2 separate regions of the Homo sapiens genome follow, and region 2 is linked to region 1. A link is a contact called in ENCODE Hi-C or POLR2A ChIA-PET data. All regions are on one chromosome and are shown on one strand. Each heading gives the region's core, a stretch centred on a gene start or an enhancer-like site at or near the end of the contact. The rest is flanking DNA. Distances are from core to core; before and after follow the strand shown. Region 1 has its middle 43 kb from the start of PRDM11. Region 2 holds the start of PRDM11 (PR/SET domain 11).

The links. A loop is a pair of places that touch in the nucleus more often than their neighbours do. ChIA-PET counts read pairs that join two places held with the same protein, here RNA polymerase II (POLR2A). Pooled maps may share reads with other maps.
Region 2: a loop to region 1 is called in a map of dorsolateral prefrontal cortex, with 3 times the contacts of the local background. The contact joins the promoter of PRDM11 here to the enhancer-like site in region 1. A Hi-C loop is called at or near these places in 4 of 168 maps with a recorded cell type or tissue (CD4-positive, alpha-beta memory T cell, dorsolateral prefrontal cortex and naive thymus-derived CD4-positive, alpha-beta T cell), 3 of 37 single-sample maps with no recorded cell type and 10 of 50 pooled maps. POLR2A ChIA-PET finds 5 or more read pairs at or near these places in 2 of 52 experiments (T-cell and activated CD4-positive, alpha-beta T cell).

What each region holds. Positions count from the first base shown.
Region 1 is chr11:45,101,988-45,105,411 of GRCh38, reverse strand. It overlaps a transcript of PRDM11 not described here. Among named protein-coding and RNA genes, the nearest start is that of PRDM11, 43 kb to the left of the region's middle. RefSeq lists a silencer at 2,060-2,354 and an enhancer at 3,150-3,424. Within about 2 kb of position 2,136, at least 7 of the 41 ENCODE cell types and tissues checked have a DNase peak (open chromatin) inside an H3K27ac peak, as active enhancers do.
Region 2 is chr11:45,144,175-45,147,918 of GRCh38, reverse strand. PRDM11 (PR/SET domain 11) reads right to left here and starts at 1,280. Exons shown (of 8, transcript NM_001384648.1): 1 at 1,042-1,280. It overlaps LOC105376652 (a long non-coding RNA gene), which reads left to right and starts at 1,136. Exons shown (of 6, transcript XR_931241.3): 1 at 1,136-2,865. RefSeq lists silencers at 530-719, 800-879.

The DNA of each region.
Region 1 (3,424 bases), core at 887-3,386:
ATAGATGAGGGTTCTCACTAGATGAGCTCAAGGCTTTTGCAGCACCTGGTGGCTATGACCAGTTGGGTGGCCTTAGGTAGGTCATGGGGTGCTATGGTCTGAATGTGTACTCCTCAAATTCCCACATTGAAACCTAATCACCGATGTGATGGTATTAGGAGGTGGGGCATTGAGGAGGCAATTAGGCCATGAGGACAGTTGACTGGGATTAGTGCCCTTATTAAATAGGTCTGAGGGAGCTCTTTCATCACTTATACTCTGTGAAGATACAGCAAGAAGTGCCATCTGTACATGAGAAAGTGGGTCTTCACCAGACACCAAATCTGGGGCACCTTGATCTTGGACTTCCCAGCTCCCAGAACTATAAGAAATACATGTTTGCTCTTTGTAAACCACCTAGATTATGGTATTTTTGTTATAGCTGCCCAAGCAGACTAAGACATGGGGCCACTGGCCCCGTGATGGGAATGGGGTGGAATTACATGACCCCTGTCCAGGATGCAGGAGGAGGAGATGGTCCCAGGAGCTCCGTGAAGGAAGGAGGCCTGGGAAGCTGCTTGGACATCACAAGGCATCGAGAACCCAACTCTGGGTCCCCGATCTGAATTAACCTCAGGGCTGGGATGATATTCCTATTGCTTTTCTAAAGTGCCCCACCCAGTCCCTTTAGCCGTATTGGTGGTTCTGTGTCATCTGCAGCACTGAGGTTTCTGGGCAGGTTTTAGGCCACCTCCCCCCAAAACCTTTGTTCCTCTTCCCTGGGCTGTGTTTCTGCCATGAGTCACCTTGGGGCTGAGGTCCCAGGTGGGAGATGGGTCATAGCTGGGTGGGGTCTGAAGTGTCTGTGCCTCAGTTTCCTCATCTGCAAAATGGAGAGGCTCTTGCCCATCCTGTAAGGTCAGTAGGAGGACCAGAGTCTTCACTCCATGGTCTCACTCAGCTATCACAGCAACCTTGAGCAGCAGGAAGGGCACGTGTCCTCGTCCCCATTTTGCAGATGAGAAACCCGACCCCCATGGATGAGAAGCAGCTTGCCCCCTTTCATCCAGAGGATCCTGAATTCAGACCCAGATCTGCCTGTCCAGCCCTGTGCCCTGTGCTGCCCTGCTGCCTTCTTCTGCCCTTACTCCTTCTGGCCAGCTGATGCCTGCTTTCTTGAGAGAAGTTCCTCTGGTGCCTCATCACCTGGAAGAGCCAGGTCTCCTGGGAACAAGTGGACAACATTTTGGTCTTGTGCTTTGCCAGGTGCAGTGGCCCTTGAGGGCTAGCCTGTCCACACAGCTCTGTTGCCCTGGGCCCTGCTCAGCCTATCCTAGCTTGAGGGCTATGCCCAGGCGAAAAAGTCTAGGGCACGGAATTAGATCATCTAGAGCAAGTTTTCACCAAGCCTCAATCCCTCAGCTATAAAAAGTAAGTCAACTTACAGGGTCATTGCAAAATAAAGCACAGCTATATTTGAAAGTGCTGAGTGACAGCAGGGATAACCATCGCCCTCAATGCATCCTGACTTGGTGCCAGGCCCTGAGCTAAGCCCCTTTCTTACATGATTTCTCTTGGTTTTCACCGTTAAAGGTAGATTAGTGTTATTGCTTCCTTTCTTGTTGAGGTATAATTTTTATATATATAATTTATATATAATATATATGTTATATATTATATGTTTATATTATATATACTATATATAGTATTACATATAATGTATATATTATATATACAGTAAAGTACACAAACTTTGTGTACAACTCAATGACTTTTTAAAACCGTGTGACCATCAAGACAGAAGTATTTCTGACACCCTCAAAGGCCCCCTCAAGCTCCCTCTTGGTCAATACCCTGCCAAAGGTTAACACTTAAGTTTGGGTTATTTTTCCTGGTTTTACAGATGGGGAAACTGAGGCTCAGGGAGGAACTGTGAACTGCTCAAAGTCACAAAGCTGCAAAACGGTAGGGCCTAGATTTTTCTGTCTCTACCAAAGCACATGGTGATCCATATAGGCTATACAAGTTATTTCCTCTTCCTCTTTCCTCATCTCCCTCTCATCTTCCTCCTCTTCCTCCTCCAACTTTTCCTCCTTCACCAGTCCCCCCATTTGCTGTAGTTTCATATGTCTACCATCAGATGGCGCCAAAGGACCAACTGCAGAGTCCAGGTTGGGCTCCAAGGCCGGGGAGGAGGCAGGCCCGGCGGGGTGGTCAGGGTTTCTGGGCTTTGGGGAGGGATGCAGGGGAAAGCTGCTGGTGACCATCCTGAGTCCTGTCCAGTAGACATGGCAGAGGCAACTGTCCAGTGATGACCAGACAAGAGAATGAAAATGCAAGGCTAGGGCTCACGATTATATGAGCACTGGGCTGGGAGTAGAGAGACTTGGGTTCTCTGTTACTCTCATCACACTCTGAGTCAGCTTCCTGCCCACACAGTGAGTGGGCCTTCCCCCTCCAGGGTAAACAGTCCTGCCTGTCTCTCTGCATCTGCTCTTCTGTACATCAGGCCTGCTCTCCCTTCCTCGGTCGACCAGTTCACACTAATCAGCTTGGCAAGCCCAGCCCAATTGCTGCCATTCCCAGGAAGCCTTCCCTGACTGCTCTGGCATTGAACTGATTACCTTGGCTGCCCCTGTGCAATGGGCCAGGCACCACCTTCTGTGGCCAGAGGCTCGCCTGGCGTTTCCAGCATCCACCAGGGCGGCCAGCACAGGGCTGGGGGCCCAGGGTGTGTGTCACAGGTCATCTGGACCTAATGGACTGGGATGGCAGGGGGGAAGGAGGCTGTGGCACGGTGCAAGGGGGGCTGGACCTAATGGACTGGGGTGGTATGGGGGAAGGAGGCTGTGGCACGGTGTGAAGGAGGCTCCCACAGAAGACGTTATTGCTCTTCTACTCCCTTCCTGGGAGTGGCTGGATTGCAGAGGGCAGTGTTGGGGCCCCAGCTGGGGTGCTTCCCCTCATGCCGGCCCCAGGGAGTGCTGCAAGGCTGAACTTTAGTCTTTCCTCATCTGTGTCCAGCTAGCATCTCCCCGGGAAAGCCAGCTTTCCAGAAACTAAGACAGGAAGAGCCTTTGGGGATCATTAAACACACATCGGCCCAGGTCACACAGGCTTTCGGCAAAGAGCCTGTGACTCTGCTCAGCCTCCAGCTCTGAGCCCTGAACGCCTTCTTCTTCCTCCGCTCAGCCTCCAGCTCTGAGCCCTGAACGCCTTCTTCTTCCTCCGCTCAGCCTCCAGCTCTGAGCCCTGAACGCCTTCTTCTTCCTCCGCTCAGCCTCCAGCTCTGAGCCCTGAACGCCTTCTTCTTCCTCCGCTCAGCCTCCAGCTCTGAGCCCTGAACGCCTTCTTCTTCCTCCGCTCAGCCTCCAGCTCTGAGCCCTGAACGCCTTCTTCTTCCTCCGCTCAGCCTCCAGCTCTGAGCCCTGAACGCCTTCTTCTT
Region 2 (3,744 bases), core at 31-2,530, 43 kb before region 1:
CAATCTCTCATCATTGCCTCCTGGCCCCACGCACAAAGGGCTGGGTGTGTTTCCTTACAGCCACTCTAAATTATACAGCACAGCCTTTCTCCACACGAAGCAAACGTCTAGGAAAGAGGAGACGTTTCACATTTTTCTCCCCTAAATCCCAGCCCAGCCTGGGGGGTTCTAAGCCCCCATCTCCCAACTGGGCTCTAGACACACACCAGCAATTTTTCACCAGCATCGCCCAAGACATTGGTATTCTCTTTGCAGCGACTCGCCTAGAGCACGCTGGCCTTGACCGGAGAGAGGTCATTGGCCGCTAAGTTTCTGCAGTTTCTGCATAGGAGAGTACCTTGGGGACTGCGAGTGGGGGGTGGAGGCTACGCTCCGGAGAGGTTTCCCGAAGAGTCTACACCGCAACTGACACTTAAAACGCATTCCAGAAATGCCCTCCGGCTCGGCCACGCTTCGCGGGCAATCGCGAACCGCGATGGAGAAGGCTTCGTCGCATCCCAAAGGACGCCTCCCACCTTCATCCCCGAGCACCCCGCAGCAGCCCCCGGCGCGGGGCCGAGGGCGTCCGCGAGAACTAGGCCGGCGGCCGCGGCGAGCCCTCTGGCGTCGGCGTCCGCGCCCCGCCCCGTCCGTGTCACCGCGTTCTCATTCCGAGCGCTCGGCCCGGGCCGCCACTCCCATTGGTCGGCGGCCACGTCCGTCAGCGGGCGCGCCGCTTGCGGAGAGAAAAGGCTACATTGTAACAAGGCGAGGAGCGAGCGAGCTGGGAGGAAGGAGGCGGAGGGCGGCCCCCGGCTCCCGCGGCGGCGGCAGCTACCTGCCGAGGGTTCACCCACCTCGCGGCCACGGCGGGCCGCCCCCCACCCCGCGCCGGCGCCGTCCGGACCCCCGCCCCGCGCCCGCGCCGAGACCCCCGGCCGCCCCCGCCCCCAGCCGCCGCTCCCGGCCCCCGCACCGGCGGCCCCCGCGCTCGCTGGCAAACTGCCGAGCGCTCTCCGAAGCCATTTTCAATGGCCACATTGGCTACCGGGGCTGACTCACCTTCCCGGGAATGCTGCGGCAGCCGCGGGGCCCGGGCGGCGAGAGCGGCCCGGCGGGCGGCTCGGCGGAGGCGGCGCGGCCTCGGCTGGCGGCCCCCGCGGAGGGAGCGGCCGCGCTGCGGGCGCGCTGGTCCCCGGCGAGGCAAAGTTTCAGCGCCAGCCTCGGCGCGGCGGCGGCGGCGACTCGCTGCTGCTCTCCTCCCCTGCTTTGACCACCATCTTATTAGTACAGGAAATGACATGGAAAACGGAAGAAAGCGGCGTTTGGGGCAGACGCGGACCCCCCAATTCAGGGGCCGGAGCCGGGACTCACCAGCCGCGTCCCGACCCGGCCCCGGAGAAAACTCCCGGGGCCCCTTAGGCCCGCGCCCTGCCCGGAGGGGGGAACCCGGCTCTCCAAACCCAAAGGGAGAGGGAGCGTTTTATAATCCAGCCCGTGGAGAAATCGAGAAAAAAATAGATGAAAAAAAGAAAAGGTTAAGAGAGAACTTTCGAACTGGGATACTTTTTTGGGGTCAGAAGTAAAAGTTCTCAAATTTTAATAAAGTCATTGTGAGGGGGGCTCCCTGGCTCTCCCGGTCGCGTGGCTGTCCATTTGGAACCAAATAGTCGGGGGGAGTCGACGCGTTTGGATTTTTAACCCTTTCAGGGCTCCGCGGCTGGCCCCCTCCCGGTCCCATTTAACCCTTTGAATGCTCAGCAGTTTGGAGATACAAACTGAAGTTGCGAGACGCAGGCGTCCCGCGAAGGCTGAGGGTGAGGGGCTTGGGGTTCGTTAAAAATATTAACTCTTTATGTGGGGTTGCGGTTTTGTAGTCACGAATCGCACATGTTCTTCAAGTCAAAATATGTTACAGAGGGAGAGAGATTCTGAGAACTGGAGGGGCTGGTCCCTGGCTGGCTTGGAAAAGATGTTTAAGCGGCATTCACTTGCTCGATTCCTCAGTTTCTCCATCTGTGAAATGGGATTCGACATCACAGAGAGGGGGTGAAGAGGGAAAGACTGGGCCGGGGGTGGAATTGTCACAGAGTGCTTGAGTGCTTGACATGCTTTCCTGAGCGCCTGGAAAACTGACAGGTTGCGATGGGGCTGGAAGCCTTGGAGGAGGGCAAGGGACACTGCAGGGTGGCGTAACCAGGACAACCATTCCCCAATCAACCCCTTTCTCGTGGCGTCCTCTACAAGTCCTGTGGCCCAATGGCGACGTCTCTCCTACCAAGGGAGGATGCTCTGTGCAAGCTCCAAAATTGGGGCAGTAAACCCCAGTTGGTGATTCCCAGGAAGGCACCTGGGCGAGGCGCTGTCCAGTGCTTTCCCCAAACATCCACGAAGCCCTGCAAGAGTTGCCCAGACGGCCCCCAGAGGGTACTACCCCAGGGAAGCCTCCTCCCAAGGCGGAAGGAGTTCCGTGTCAACCTTGCTGCTGGCGATCCGCAGATGGGCGTTCATGGTCAGATGGGCGTTCATGGTCAGATGGGGGTGCTCATGGCTTTTGGAATCTGGATGTGGAGCTGGAGGCGGTGGGGGTGATGAGGGAGGGAGCACTGTGGGTACCACATCATTTGTTTCCCTTGACTCTGGCGTCACAAACACAGCTTCTTGGAATCTCATGCCTGTTACTGGCTGTGTGATCTGGAGCAACTGGCTTCACCTCTCTGAGCCTTTATTTCCCACATCTGCAAAGTGGTGCACAGTAATACCCACGTTCCTGGCTCTGTGTAAGGAGCCATGAGAGTGTATTTAAAGGGCCCAGCACCCAGCTGCTCTCAGTAGATGCTCAAGAGACAGTAACAACCCTATCGTTATATGAGGTTCAATGCAACTGTAAGTTTCCTGAGTATTTCTCTGCTTGGTGCCAGGCAGAGTGTCGGGTACTGGGGGACGGGGGTTGGGGGAGGGGTTCCACGATTAGAATGACAAGATCCTTCAGGCAGGTCTTGGTCTGCCCAAGAGATGAAGGCACTCGCAGATAACTTCAATTAATTCAGAACTGAATGCACCTCCAGTTGCACTGAGCATGGTTTTGGATGCCAAGTGCCCGGCCGAGAAAAGAGCACTGAGGAAGGAGCCATTTGTTGTTCCTTTTGAGGAGAAAGATTCACCAAGGAAGTAATGTCAGAGGTAGGCCTGGAATTTCCACCAATGGTAGGATGGCATTGCCAGGAAGGCAAAGAGCAGAAGCAAAGACCTCGAGGCGTCAACGTACCCAGGGTGTTGGACATGTGTCCTGCAGTGACTGGGGTAGAGGGTGAGGCAGAGATATCGGAGATGAGGGCAAAAAGAGAAGTAGATAAAGGAGGGGAGTGGTCCCATCCTCCAGAGAGCAAAAAGATCTTTAAGAGAATGAGCTGGCAAGTTGGAAGTGAGGTAAGGAGGGAATTTCTTGTGGCATTGGTTTTCTATTTAAATCTCCCCATCCATTTCTATCCTGGCTTCCTTTGCCAGGAAGCCGTAGGTCCTCAGCTGCATCTGTAGGGTGAGACTGGGTCCTCAGGCATTGCAGGCTGGGGAGTCAGCGCTTCAGGCGTCACACTGGGACTTGTCCAGGGGCTGTGGGGAGCAAAGAGATGCGGTGTGATCCAGAGACCCAGGTCTGAGTCCCAACCTGTCGCCTGAGGCATTTGACTTGTCCTCTTTGGGGGCCAGTGTTTTCCTGCATGGCATGAAGAGTTGGGACCAGGGGTTCTATATTTTGCCCTCAAG